Regions from separate parts of the Homo sapiens genome. Here region 2 is linked to region 1. Evidence: chromatin contacts called from ENCODE Hi-C or POLR2A ChIA-PET data. All regions are on one chromosome and are shown on one strand. The core of a region is the stretch at or near the end of the contact, and the rest is flanking DNA. Distances in the headings are between cores, read along the strand shown.

Region 1 (5,582 bases), core at 1,265-3,764:
TGGCTGAGGAGCCGGGCGCGGTGGCTCACGCCTGTAATCCCAGCACTTTGGGAGGCTGAGGTGGGCGGATCACGAGGTCAGGAGATCAAGACCATCCTGGCCAACACGGTGAAACCCCGTCTCTACTAAAAATACAAAAAAATTAGCTAGCCGGGCATGGTGGCGGGCTCCTGCAGTCCCAGCTACTCGGGAGGCTGAGGCAGAATGGCGTGAACACGGGAGGCGGAGCTTGCAGTGAGCCAAGATCAGGCCACTGCGCTCCAGCCTGGGCGACAGAGCGAGACTCCGTCTCAAAAAATAAATAAAAATAAAAAAGAGTGGCTGAGGATACAACCAGCTGTAAAGTTTCCAAAGTTTTCAAAGATTTTGTACAAGGCGTCTGTGCCTAGGAAAGATAAAAAGCAGAGTGGCACAAATATTTCTTTACAATAGAGTGCCAAGAGGTTATTCTCTGCCTTCACAAACAGATAACAAATCTTTAAAGAGTTCCACAAACATGGGTAACTAGCGAAACCCAATCTCTACAAAAAAATAAAATAAAAAGAATTAGCTGGGCATGGCAGCACACACATTTAAGCCTAGCCACTCAGGAGGCTGAGGCAGAAAAATCACTTGAGTCCAGGAGTTGGAGGCTTCAGTGAGCTATGACAATGTCACTGCATTCCAGCAGCCTGGATGACAGAGCAAGATCCTCTTAAAAACAACAAGTCAGGCGTGGTGGCTCGCCCCTGTAATCCCAACGCTTTGGGAGGGAGAGGCGGGTAGATCACGAGGTCAAGAGATCAAGACAATCCTGGCCAACATGGTGAAACCCCGTCTCTACTATAAATACAAAAATTAGCCAGGTGTAGTGGCGCACGCCTGTAGTCCCAGCTACTTGGGATGCTGAGGCAGGAGAATCGCTTGAACCCAGGAGGCGGAGGCTGCAGTGAGCCGAGATCACGCCACTGCACTCCAGCCTGGCAACAGAGCGAGACTCCAACTCAACCAAAAAAAAAAAAAAAAAAAAAAAAAAGCCGGGTAGGGAAAAAACAACAGGCCAGGCGTGGTGGCTCACGCCTGTAATCCCAGCACTTTGGGAGGCCAAGGCGGGGGATCACGAGGTCAGGAGTTGGAGACCAGCCTGACCAACATGGTGAAACTAAAATACAAAATACTAAAAATACAAAAATTAGCCGGGGGTGGTGGCGCGGGTCTGTAATCCCAGCTACTCAGGAGGCTGAGGCAGGAGAATCGCTTGAACCCGGGAGGCAGAGGTTGCAGTGAGCCAAGATCGCGCCACTGCACTACAGCCTGGGCTACAGAGCGAGACTCCTTCTTAAAGAAAAAACAAAAACAAACAAAACAACAACAGCAACAACAAAGAGTGCCCTCCAATGTTCTGTGAAAAAATGATTAATTAAAATATTGTGCCTGGAGTACGCAATAAAAGACAAATAGCTGACAGTGTTGTGAACTGAAGAGGTGATGGTGGTTTTTATGAATTTTGGAAAGAAACTGAAAATTTAGTATTTTATTGCAGGCCAGAGTCAGGCTGGGAGAACAGAGGAGTGGATTTAAGACCCTGCTTTCCATGTTATTTGGAAAATGCAGGGGAAAAGCAGTCTCTTGTGCAGTGTTAAAATAATTAGCAGGCAATTAGACTGAGGTGGCTCTAGTGTCTTGCGTTTCTACATGAAAAAGAATATTAATAGCTCAAATGCATTTCTTGTTAATGACTGCCTTAAGTAGAAACAAAATCCAAGTTCAACCAATCACAAAACTCCAATTAATCAGTAATTAAATAACCAGGAAATTTCCACCTGGACAGTCCAAATAAGGTGACTGTAACTGTCGTCAATTATTAAATTTGGCTTGCTTCCTCATGCACCTTACAAAAAAGTTTTTCCTTCAAGCACCTCCTCCATAAACCCACAAGCCACACACCATAGCTGGGCGCTCTCCCATTCATGAAACTCCCTTTCCTCAAACTCTTCAAAGCTTTAAAAGTGACTCCATTTTTCACAGGAAAAAGGATGGACTGCACAGCTAAGATAAGCCCCATGGAACAGCTCTTCCCACGCATGTTTCGCACACCGATTTGGCTTCTCCCCGATGACCCTCCCCTCTGGACAAAGCACACAGTCTGGGGGACCCGCGGGGCTGCGGCTTCATAGCCGCCCAGAGAGGCCGGGGCGGAAGCCGCGGCGCAGTGATGGGAGGAGAATCCCGCGGCGGCCTGGCCCCGCCCCTACCCAGAGGTGACAGATCCCACAGGTGCCAGCCGGGACTCCGGGCCGCGGACTCTAGTGCTGACGCCGGGAGGCCGGACCGCCATCTTGGAACACCCTCCCGGGAACTCTCACCGTTTTCCGGCTTTCGGGGTGTCCTGGCATCTTAGCTATGTAACTCCCAGTACCTGCAGGTCACAGGGAAACCAGACACTGCAGCAGCAGAGTCACCAGGGCCTCCCGCAGCTGGGGATAAATAGCCGAGAATACGGGACCAAAGCTCCAGCTGGAGCACAAGACAAAGGCCCCGCCAGATCCCGGAAACCCCCTCCGCCTCTCAAGCTGCGCTCCTGATTGGACAGTTCCCACGTCAATGTCCCTGATTGGACAGGGCTCCAGGACCCGCCTCCTTTGGTTATGAGTGACAGGAGATGAGGTCAGCAAAGGGGTTGAATGAGACTATTAACAAAATGGGCAATTTTTTTTGTATCCTTCCAAAATTGTTCCATGTCTTTCCATGCATACCATCTTTAATAAAGGGCGCACTCTTAAGCCAATCTGCAATCTCTGTTCCTGAGTGTCTAAACAACGTCATCATCATCTTCTGTTGGAGAAAAACCTGAAGATGAGTTTTCCTCCCAAAGCACAGAACAGTCAGAAGCCGAGGCGTGCTTGGGAATGCTGGCGGGTGGAAAGGGGAGGCGCATTCCGGTGCGCCTGTGGAACTGTCCTTGCAAGCAGGACCCAGGTCCAGAACAGCTATGCAATGCATGTGTTTCTGACCAAAGGGGGCCTGCTGTCCACCCGCCTCTTCTGCTGGGCAGGGCAGCGCATGGTTGGGGTATTTACACCCAGGCAGGTGTCCCAGGCCAGTCCCCTGTCAACCCATCATAATAAAAAAGTCAGAATCTATTTTCAAAAGTATATTCAAAAGCATATGTTTAGGATACCTACCTGAGAGCATAGACTAAAGTTGCCCTGATTATACATTCCAACTAGTAACCATTACAAGTGGGTTTTAAGAAAAGAGGCAGTTCCTAAAATTTTCATCAAAAATTTACATTAAAATCCAGAAGTCACTGACTGGCTATACATTGTTCTTTGTATCACAAATTCCAGATGAGACAGCTAGTTAGGAACAACATACCTTTAAACAATTGCCCCTGGGAAAGGGTGTGGAGATGTGTCTCAAATCCCATACTCAAGTCTCTCTGGGCCAGAAAAATCTTCCGTACCTCACAGAGCTTCAGCTACTTAGAGCTATTCTTTTCTTATCTCCATAGTCAGTACACTTGGACCCTTAACAAGAAATAAGTTCAAACAGAAAATTTGCCAAGCCACAGGAATAATGGCCTGTCAGTGCCCTTCAGGAAGCTGATTGTCACTTTCCTTCAACACCCTTTCCACAGCTTCCCCCCAACACACACACCCTGGATCCCGGGAGAGAGGGGCTGAGACGCACCCAGACACACCTCGCTGCCCCTCCTGCAAACATACACCCACACACAGACACACAGACAAAGACACAGACACAGGCAGCTTGAAGGAGAGCAAGAGAGAGGGATGGAGACATAGAAACGGAGGGAGAGAAAGACAGTGATAGAGAGGCAGAGTGAGTCAGGATTGAGAGAGAGAGAGAGAGAGAGAAGGCTACAGAAAGAGCACGAGGTGGAGGGGGAAGAAGAAGAGAGAGGATGAGGGACTTACAGAGCCATAGAGCCTTGGAGAGGGAGTGTTCTGCTCCGGTAGACAGGGCCCCTTTGAGCAGGACAGGGTAGGGTGGAGGGTGCTTGGGCTGGGCCAGAACAGGGTGGAAGGGCTAACGGAGTGACCCAACAGAGCCCTGAGACGTATTTTTTGTTGGATTGGTTGCTTTGGTGGTGCGTTTCATAGGACTTTTCCTTTGTTGGCTCCTCCCTGTCCTCTTGGTGCGGTGGGCCCCGAGATTTGTAGAGTGCAACCGTCCCTCTAGCGAGAGCTGTGGCACCGAGCATGCCCACGGGGCAGAGGCCTGGGTCTGTCTCGTGTCCTCCGGAATGGAGTTTATACGAAGTTGGTGGCAATGGGATTCCGAGTGCACAGGGACGGTTTTCCTGGTGGCTGGAGAAGGCAATGTCCTTCCCCTGGGGAAAGTAGCCCATGCGTTCTGGAGCGGAGGTCTTGGCTGGTGTCTTGTGGGGCCCGCTTCCCCTGCCCGCCCCTTCCCCCGGCTTGGACAGTGCCAGCGGCGCTGGATGAGTGAATTAAATTCCCTGGGCGTCCCGGGAGAGGGAAGACACCCTGGACGGCAGGGAACCCGCCCCTGAGCCTTCGAGGTTGGCCCCGGCCCGGCCCTCCCCGCCCCGCCCCGGGCAGCGAGCTGGGCTACTGATGGGGTGGCTGCCAGGCGGAAGAGCTGGGAAGCTGCTAACTGGCGGTGCTGCAGTGGCGGACGCCCCACGAGGAGGTCCCAGGGTACCGCGAGGGCGCAGGCGGGCGGAAAAGGAGGAGCAGAGTCAGGGTGCGGTTGGGAGGCATCGCGATAAAAGGAGGAAAGTGGGAGGGACCGGGAAACCAAAAAGCCTACAGCACCCGTTATTCCCAGGCGGTCTCCCAGTTAAGTACTAACCAGGCCTGACCCTACTTAGCCTCGAGAGATCAGACGAGATTGGACGCGTTCAGGGTGGTATGGCCATAGACGCCTGGCAGCCCTAAGAGCTCCGCTCAGTCTTGCGCGCCCGACTCCAGGCATCCCGGCAACCCCGGGTCCACGGGGCTCGGATCAAGTACCCCTGAGCTGCTCGCCGGCGGCCGGGCTGGTCTGCTCTCCCCCTCTACCGGCCGCTCTCCCCCTCTACGCCCGAGCACCGTCCACCGCGCGCTGCGCCTTCCGCTGGCCTCCCAGAGCCTCCCGCAGTAGCTGGTGGCCAGGCCAAGCGTGGGACAGCCACAGCGCCGCCCTGCTGCCGGGCGTGGGCGCCAGAGGCCTCTGTCTCCTGCACAGGCTTCGGGCTCTCGAGGTGGCCTCCCTTCCGCCGAAGCTCCAGGCCTTTCCCCAGCTCCCGAGCTCCCGAGCTTCCACTACATCGGGCCCGCTCAGGACCGGGTGTGCTCCGAGACGTCAGGGCCCAGGGCCCACGGTCCTGGTATCCCCGCCGGTCTTCTGTCTTAGCAGTGAGGGATTGTTTTGGATCCCTCTGCAAGGTCCCCTCTTGCCCCACCCACCCAGAGCCTCTAGGGCTGGCCAAGGGCGATCAGCCGACCCAGTCCTGCGGGCCCTCTTTCTCAAAACGCCTTCAACCCTGTCCCCTGTCCCGACGAGGACCCAGCCCGTGGGCAACAAGGGGGCCGGGTGGGTTCTGCTTTGCCCCGCGCTGGCACCAAAGCCGGCAG
Region 2 (5,507 bases), core at 504-3,003, 200 kb before region 1:
GTGTATTTCTTTCCGAAACTTGAAGCCATCTGGAATAGCAAGCAAAACATTTTCATGTTAGAGAAACAGGTTATAGGAACTGAAATCTTTCTCTTAAGAGAAAAATTAGAGAAACCGAAAGGGTAGCAAATATCTCTTACTTTTAACAGACACCTGGCATTTAAAATCCTGAAGAATACAGCTTTACATGCTGTACGTATAGACACGCATTATAGTGTGGACGTACATGTCACATACATGCACAATACATAGGCATTGATACACATGTGTACATATGTATACATGCATGCGTATTAGCTATAATGCTAATATTAGAAAATGGAGTCTTTTATGACATTCAGATTTCTTAATCAGAGCTCGAAGACAAACTGCAGGGGAAAATCGGTGGATTTTACCATGGCAAGATAAAAGATTTCTGTAAGGGAGGAAGAGACTCTAGAGGAAGTGGCTATAGCCTCTAAAGCCAGCCAAGGCTGATGGACTAGGATAGTAGGAAAGTCGTGCACATCTGTGGGGGAAGAAAGCACATGAGGAAAGAAGAAAACAGAACAGGCCATCCATAGAGCAAAACCTGCAGGGCCAAAACAAATACAACGCATCAGAGGCCCCACCTCCTAACCAAGGAAAGGGTAAAGGCAAGAATAACACCAAGAGGCCACCAGCCTCCCATCAGACGGGCAGGACCATGGCGGCTCCTAGCACATAAGCCTCGGTCCTGTGCTAGGGAGGAGGTAGGCCAAACGTGGTGGACGTGCCAAGACCCAGGGTGTCTGCCCCTCAGCCCGGCCCCCAGGACAGGCCAGCTGAGCATTCACAATCTACAATGGAGTCTGCGGGAAGGTACCATGGCCACTCCACACACATCTGAGAATGCCACAAACACACAGAACCACGCTGCACAGTTCTCCAACACACAGATCCCTAATAGCATGTTTGGGCGCCAGGCTAGGAAAACCTAGATTAAATGCCCAGGGAAACAAGAGTGGGCAAAGTAGGGGTGATGGGAATGGCCCCACCAGGGGAAGTGGAGATGGTGCCAGTAACAATCCTGAGGTGCTGGTTCCCACATCAAAATGAGGGGAGATGACAGAGACAACAGCAGGAGCTTCCTTTTGCTCTGATGCACTCATTCTGAAAGCCCTTTCTGTGTCGTAGCAGGTTCTGCATCACCATAACTGAGCACCTGAGACTGGGTAATTTACGAAGAACAGACCTTTAGTCAACTGACAGTTCTGTGGGCTGGGAAGTCCAAGGGCATGCCCTGGCTTCCACCAAGGGCTCTCGTGTTGTGGCAGAGACACTCAAGGGGGAAGCGGACACAGGCAAAGAGACAGAATCAGAGGGGCATCCTGCCTCCTAACAACCCACTCTTGGGAACTAATGCATTCCCAGAATTCATCCAGGCTTCCCAGAGGGAGCACTCACTCACTACCATGAGAACATCACTGAGCCACCCAGAGGGCAGAGTCCTTGTGACCAAACACCTCCCAGCCCTGCCACACTGGCGACCAAATTTCCACATGAGCTTTGGTGAGGATAAACTGTATCCAAAGCATGGTACCAACCGCTTTGGAATTCACGCACCTATCAAGTGTACAGTTAACTCTCAGTGATTTCAGATTCACAGATGTCAAGTACAAGGAAAATGGTCTGGAATTGTTTTTATGTATAAACAAACGAGCTGTCTCTAGCAAGCTGGAGGCCAGCAGCTGCTCTAGGTGACGCATCTGTTAGGCATTTCCCACAGGCGTGCTGAGTCTGCCTGTAATTTTAGAAGTCTGTGCACGCGCTCACTGCCTTGTCGGTCACTAACCTGCATGCCAGACTGAGCAGCTCTTCTCTGCGGGGGAAGAGGTTCTTGCGCTTCTGAGCACCAATGCATCTTCTAACAGCTCCATCTTCTTGCTGAACTGCACTTCTAAAATGGGGATAACCTCTGGCATCTTGGCAGATATCAAACGATAGGCCATGTCTGGCTTTCCAATAAACCGCTGGCGGATGCTAATTTCGTAAGGTGAGTGGACCTTGATGTCGTCCACGTCTTCTCTTTCAAACCTGTGCATGAGCAAAGAACTGGAGTCATGTATTTCCAACCCAGACACAAGGACGGTGAGCCTCCCTGGTTTAACGTGAGACTCTGTTCTGTGGGAAATAACAGCAGGAATTTTTATCAGTATCCCTTCTTTCCCAAAGGGTTCACAACTGGTCATGGAGACATCTTCCCTGGGCTTTGTTTCCGGTGGTGTCTTCCAAAGCTTGGAGCTAAAGGGCCACCAAGCAGGAGATTCCAGTTCTGTCAGCAATCTGAAAAAGCAAACAAAACATGGAAAACTGGATCAGTTCATTTTTAAGGAGTAATACCTTTTTTTTTGGAAAACGGTTTTAACCTTTGTAAAGCATGTTGCCATTTTACTCTACTTCATTTCCACAAGCACTCCATGAAGCAGGAGGCACAGGGACTTTTATCTCCAGTGTGAGAAGAGAAAGCTGGGGGCCAGCAGTGAGAACATTCATCTAGATGCAAAGCCAACCAGCAAAAAGACAGCAAAAATGCACACCTTCTGCCTAGAATATCACTCTGCCCACACCCTGCTGCCTTGATCTGGGTCATCTTGATTCAAAATGAAACCTGTACTTACTGTCTAGGGAGCTATCTAACAGACCTTTCTGCAGTGATGGAATGTTCTACGTCTGCGCTGTCCATACTGTAGCAGGCACACGTGACAACTGAAGCTCTGCCTAGCAGGCCCCTTCCCCCAGCCTCAGCCAGACTCAGCATTAGATGCTTCCCCACCACCCACACTCTCAACACCCACTCTCGTCCGCATGCTCCAGATTCCTGTTGGTGCCGACTGCACCTCCTCCTCAGAGTACACTCTGCACCCTGTCTTTCAGCCTCTGCTGGGATTGGAGTCTAGTTGAGCATCTACAGGTGTGGGGACAGAAGCTGAGGAGAACCCGGCACGTCTTGCAGGATGAATCTCCCTAGACTGGGAGGAAGGGCTACCTCTACTGGCCAGGAAGTTTCTGTGGCCTTCAGGGACTCAGCGTCCCCAGCTTCTGCAGACTGCAGCCATGCGTCTACACTGGGGTTCTCAGGGTCCCATTCCTTCTCGGTCATGCCCTCAATGTCACAGCAGATGCCATGCACAGTTAGAATTCAGCCATCTGCAGCAGGAGACTCCAGATTCTGTTTTCACAAAGCTCTGTCCTGCAGCTACAGGAGCTAAGGGCTTCCCTTGGGGCAGATCCAGAAACGTCCAGGCTGTTCCTGGAGCACCCTGAGCTCATTTGTTTCTTTCCCCATGCTGCCCAGCAGGGTGACTGCGTCAGTCAGGTTCTCCAGAGAACAGAATCAGTGGGTATGCTGGGGGGAGAGAAGGAGGGGCTTATTTGAAGGAATGGCTGCCATGGTTGTGGCACTGCACCTAAGCTAACTGCCATGGGCCAGCCTATTAGAATTATTAGCAAGATTACATGGGGAAAATCATGGCTACTTTCACTAACTTCCAGTTGAATGTGGCATTTCCTTCCATCCTGACTGTAGACAGCTTCAGTATTAGTTGAACCTTTGACTGTCACCAACAGAAGTCTCATCACATTAGTTATTGCAGATCTCAATATATCACATTAACCCCTGCTTTAAAATAACTGCAGTTACTAGACCTGCCGTTGGCTTCAGTATCCCATACATCAATGGGAAGACATTATATGACCTCAGCAAGAGTTTACAGTACACATCCTGCATTTCTTATAGGCCATTCTTAGTCAAGATTATGTATCATTATCCAAATTAAAACAAAAGGTGCACAGTTTGCTGACTGGCGTTTGGGATTTTGATGAAGGTAGATGAGTGAGCACTCCGTGGCTTCCTTGCCCTGACTTATCTCTAAGTGACTGTAAGATTTTTGATGCAGTAGATGGATGTGAAATGTCAAAATGGTGCCCTGTGCTGGCTGCACCCAAGATGGTCTGTTTTAGTTGCCAAGAGCCACACTCACACGTTTTCTTTTACAGTGATGACTTTAGGTTTTCTTTTACAGTGATGACTCCTAGCCCTATAGTGAAGCTCTAGGGATGAACGTGGAGACTTCTGGTTCCAAAATCATGCCATAGACACAAGCTGGCTCCACTCCTTCAGCTGAAAACCAGAAACAAAGGCACAGCACCAGCAATATCCCAGAACTCAAATGTGAGAATGGGATGGCCCCTGGAGCCACAGAGAAAGGAACAATTCCTAGAGAGACTAAGGGAATTGAACTTCCACATCTGAGACGTCCCTCATCTGGAGAAAGTTCCCCTGACTCACAGTCTCTAACCTGGAAAAAGTGAGATCGAGGTGAACAACCTGCTTCCCTGCCTCTTGGGCTCCCTGGCAGGAGGCCTGCTCCCACCTCAACCCATGGGAAGCACTGCCAAGGGAGAAACGTCCCTGAGCACAGCCAGAAACAGTGGGGCATGGCAGGACCAGGACGCTCAGCCCTGGGTGCTGTGCACGGTAACTTGGCCTAAGCAGACACCTAGAGCTGCTGTTGGGCAGCAACACGCCATGGGAGGTGCAATCCCCAGGACCCCAGGCAAAAGTCCCTCGCCAGCCTCTCCACATGATTGGGACATCCCCTCCAAGATCTACCCCATTTCAGACAGGCAGCACCCTAACTGTTTGCTGGAAATACACGTGGGCAGAGCCACCACCATCGGGGCACTGCTGAGGATGGTAGGATGCTTCTGAGCAGGCAGAAGGACAGGCAGGAGCCTGATCTAAATGGCCGGGGCCGGGTCCAGAAATATTCTGTGTATCAAAGTGGCACCTGGTCACGCACAGGGGATTTTCTTAAAGGTGACTAATTTGCAAATTAGATCTTAAAGGAAACTGATATTGACAAAGAAAGAAGAAAAATCATACTCATACCTAGGAATCTCAAAACTGAAAGGGGACTGAAGGTCCTCTGGGCTGGGGTCCAATGTGAGTCGCGTTACACAATCCAAAAGAGATGAGAGACGCACTGCTCATGTGACAACTTACTAGGCTTTCAACAACTGTATATAGTCAGAAGTGTTGCTTTTATTAAGCCAAATTTTCTTTCCTATTACTTTACCACTGTTGATTTAAAAAGCCACACTCTGTAATATATTTTAAGAGATTTATTCTGAGCCAAATGTGAGGACCATGACCAGTGACACAGCCTCAGGAGGTCCTGCGAACATGTGCCCAAGGTAGTTGGGTTACAGCTTGGGTTTATATGTTTTAGTGGGACATAAGACATCAATCAATGCATTGGTTCAGTCTGGAAAGACAGGACAACGCAAAGCAGATGCTTACATGTTACAGGTAGATTCAAAGATTTTCTGATTGGCAATTGGTTAAAAGATTGGTTAAAAGATGGCAATTGGTTAAAAGTGGCCCCCTGGCGTTGGGCCACTCAGTGGCCCAGGTTCTCCTCCAATTGTCCCAGACAAACTCCACGTCATTCTGCTGGTTGGTGGCCTGCAGGTGAGCCAGTGCC

What was found. Hi-C counts contacts between places; a loop is a spot of excess contacts on that map. ChIA-PET counts read pairs that join two places held with the same protein, here RNA polymerase II (POLR2A). Pooled maps may share reads with other maps.
Region 2: a map of naive thymus-derived CD4-positive, alpha-beta T cell shows a loop between it and region 1 (2.5-fold over the local background). The contact joins the enhancer-like site here to the promoter of ZNF678 in region 1. A Hi-C loop is called at or near these places in 1 of 168 maps with a recorded cell type or tissue (naive thymus-derived CD4-positive, alpha-beta T cell), 1 of 37 single-sample maps with no recorded cell type and 9 of 50 pooled maps. POLR2A ChIA-PET finds 5 or more read pairs at or near these places in 8 of 52 experiments (A549, CD4-positive, alpha-beta T cell, CD4-positive, alpha-beta memory T cell and 5 more).

Annotation. Positions count from the first base shown.
Region 1 is chr1:227,560,488-227,566,069 of GRCh38, reverse strand. ZNF678 (zinc finger protein 678) reads right to left here and starts at 2,514. Exons shown (of 4, transcript NM_001367909.1): 1 at 2,346-2,514. It also overlaps the pseudogene RNA5SP77. RefSeq lists an enhancer at 2,279-2,558.
Region 2 is chr1:227,755,792-227,761,298 of GRCh38, reverse strand. It overlaps SNAP47 (synaptosome associated protein 47), which reads right to left. Exons shown (of 5, transcript NM_053052.4): 3 at 1,814-2,304. Among named protein-coding and RNA genes, the nearest start is that of SNAP47, 23 kb to the right of the region's middle. RefSeq lists enhancers at 2,900-2,959, 4,759-4,848, 4,889-4,938. Within about 2 kb of position 1,753, at least 9 of the 41 ENCODE cell types and tissues checked have a DNase peak (open chromatin) inside an H3K27ac peak, as active enhancers do.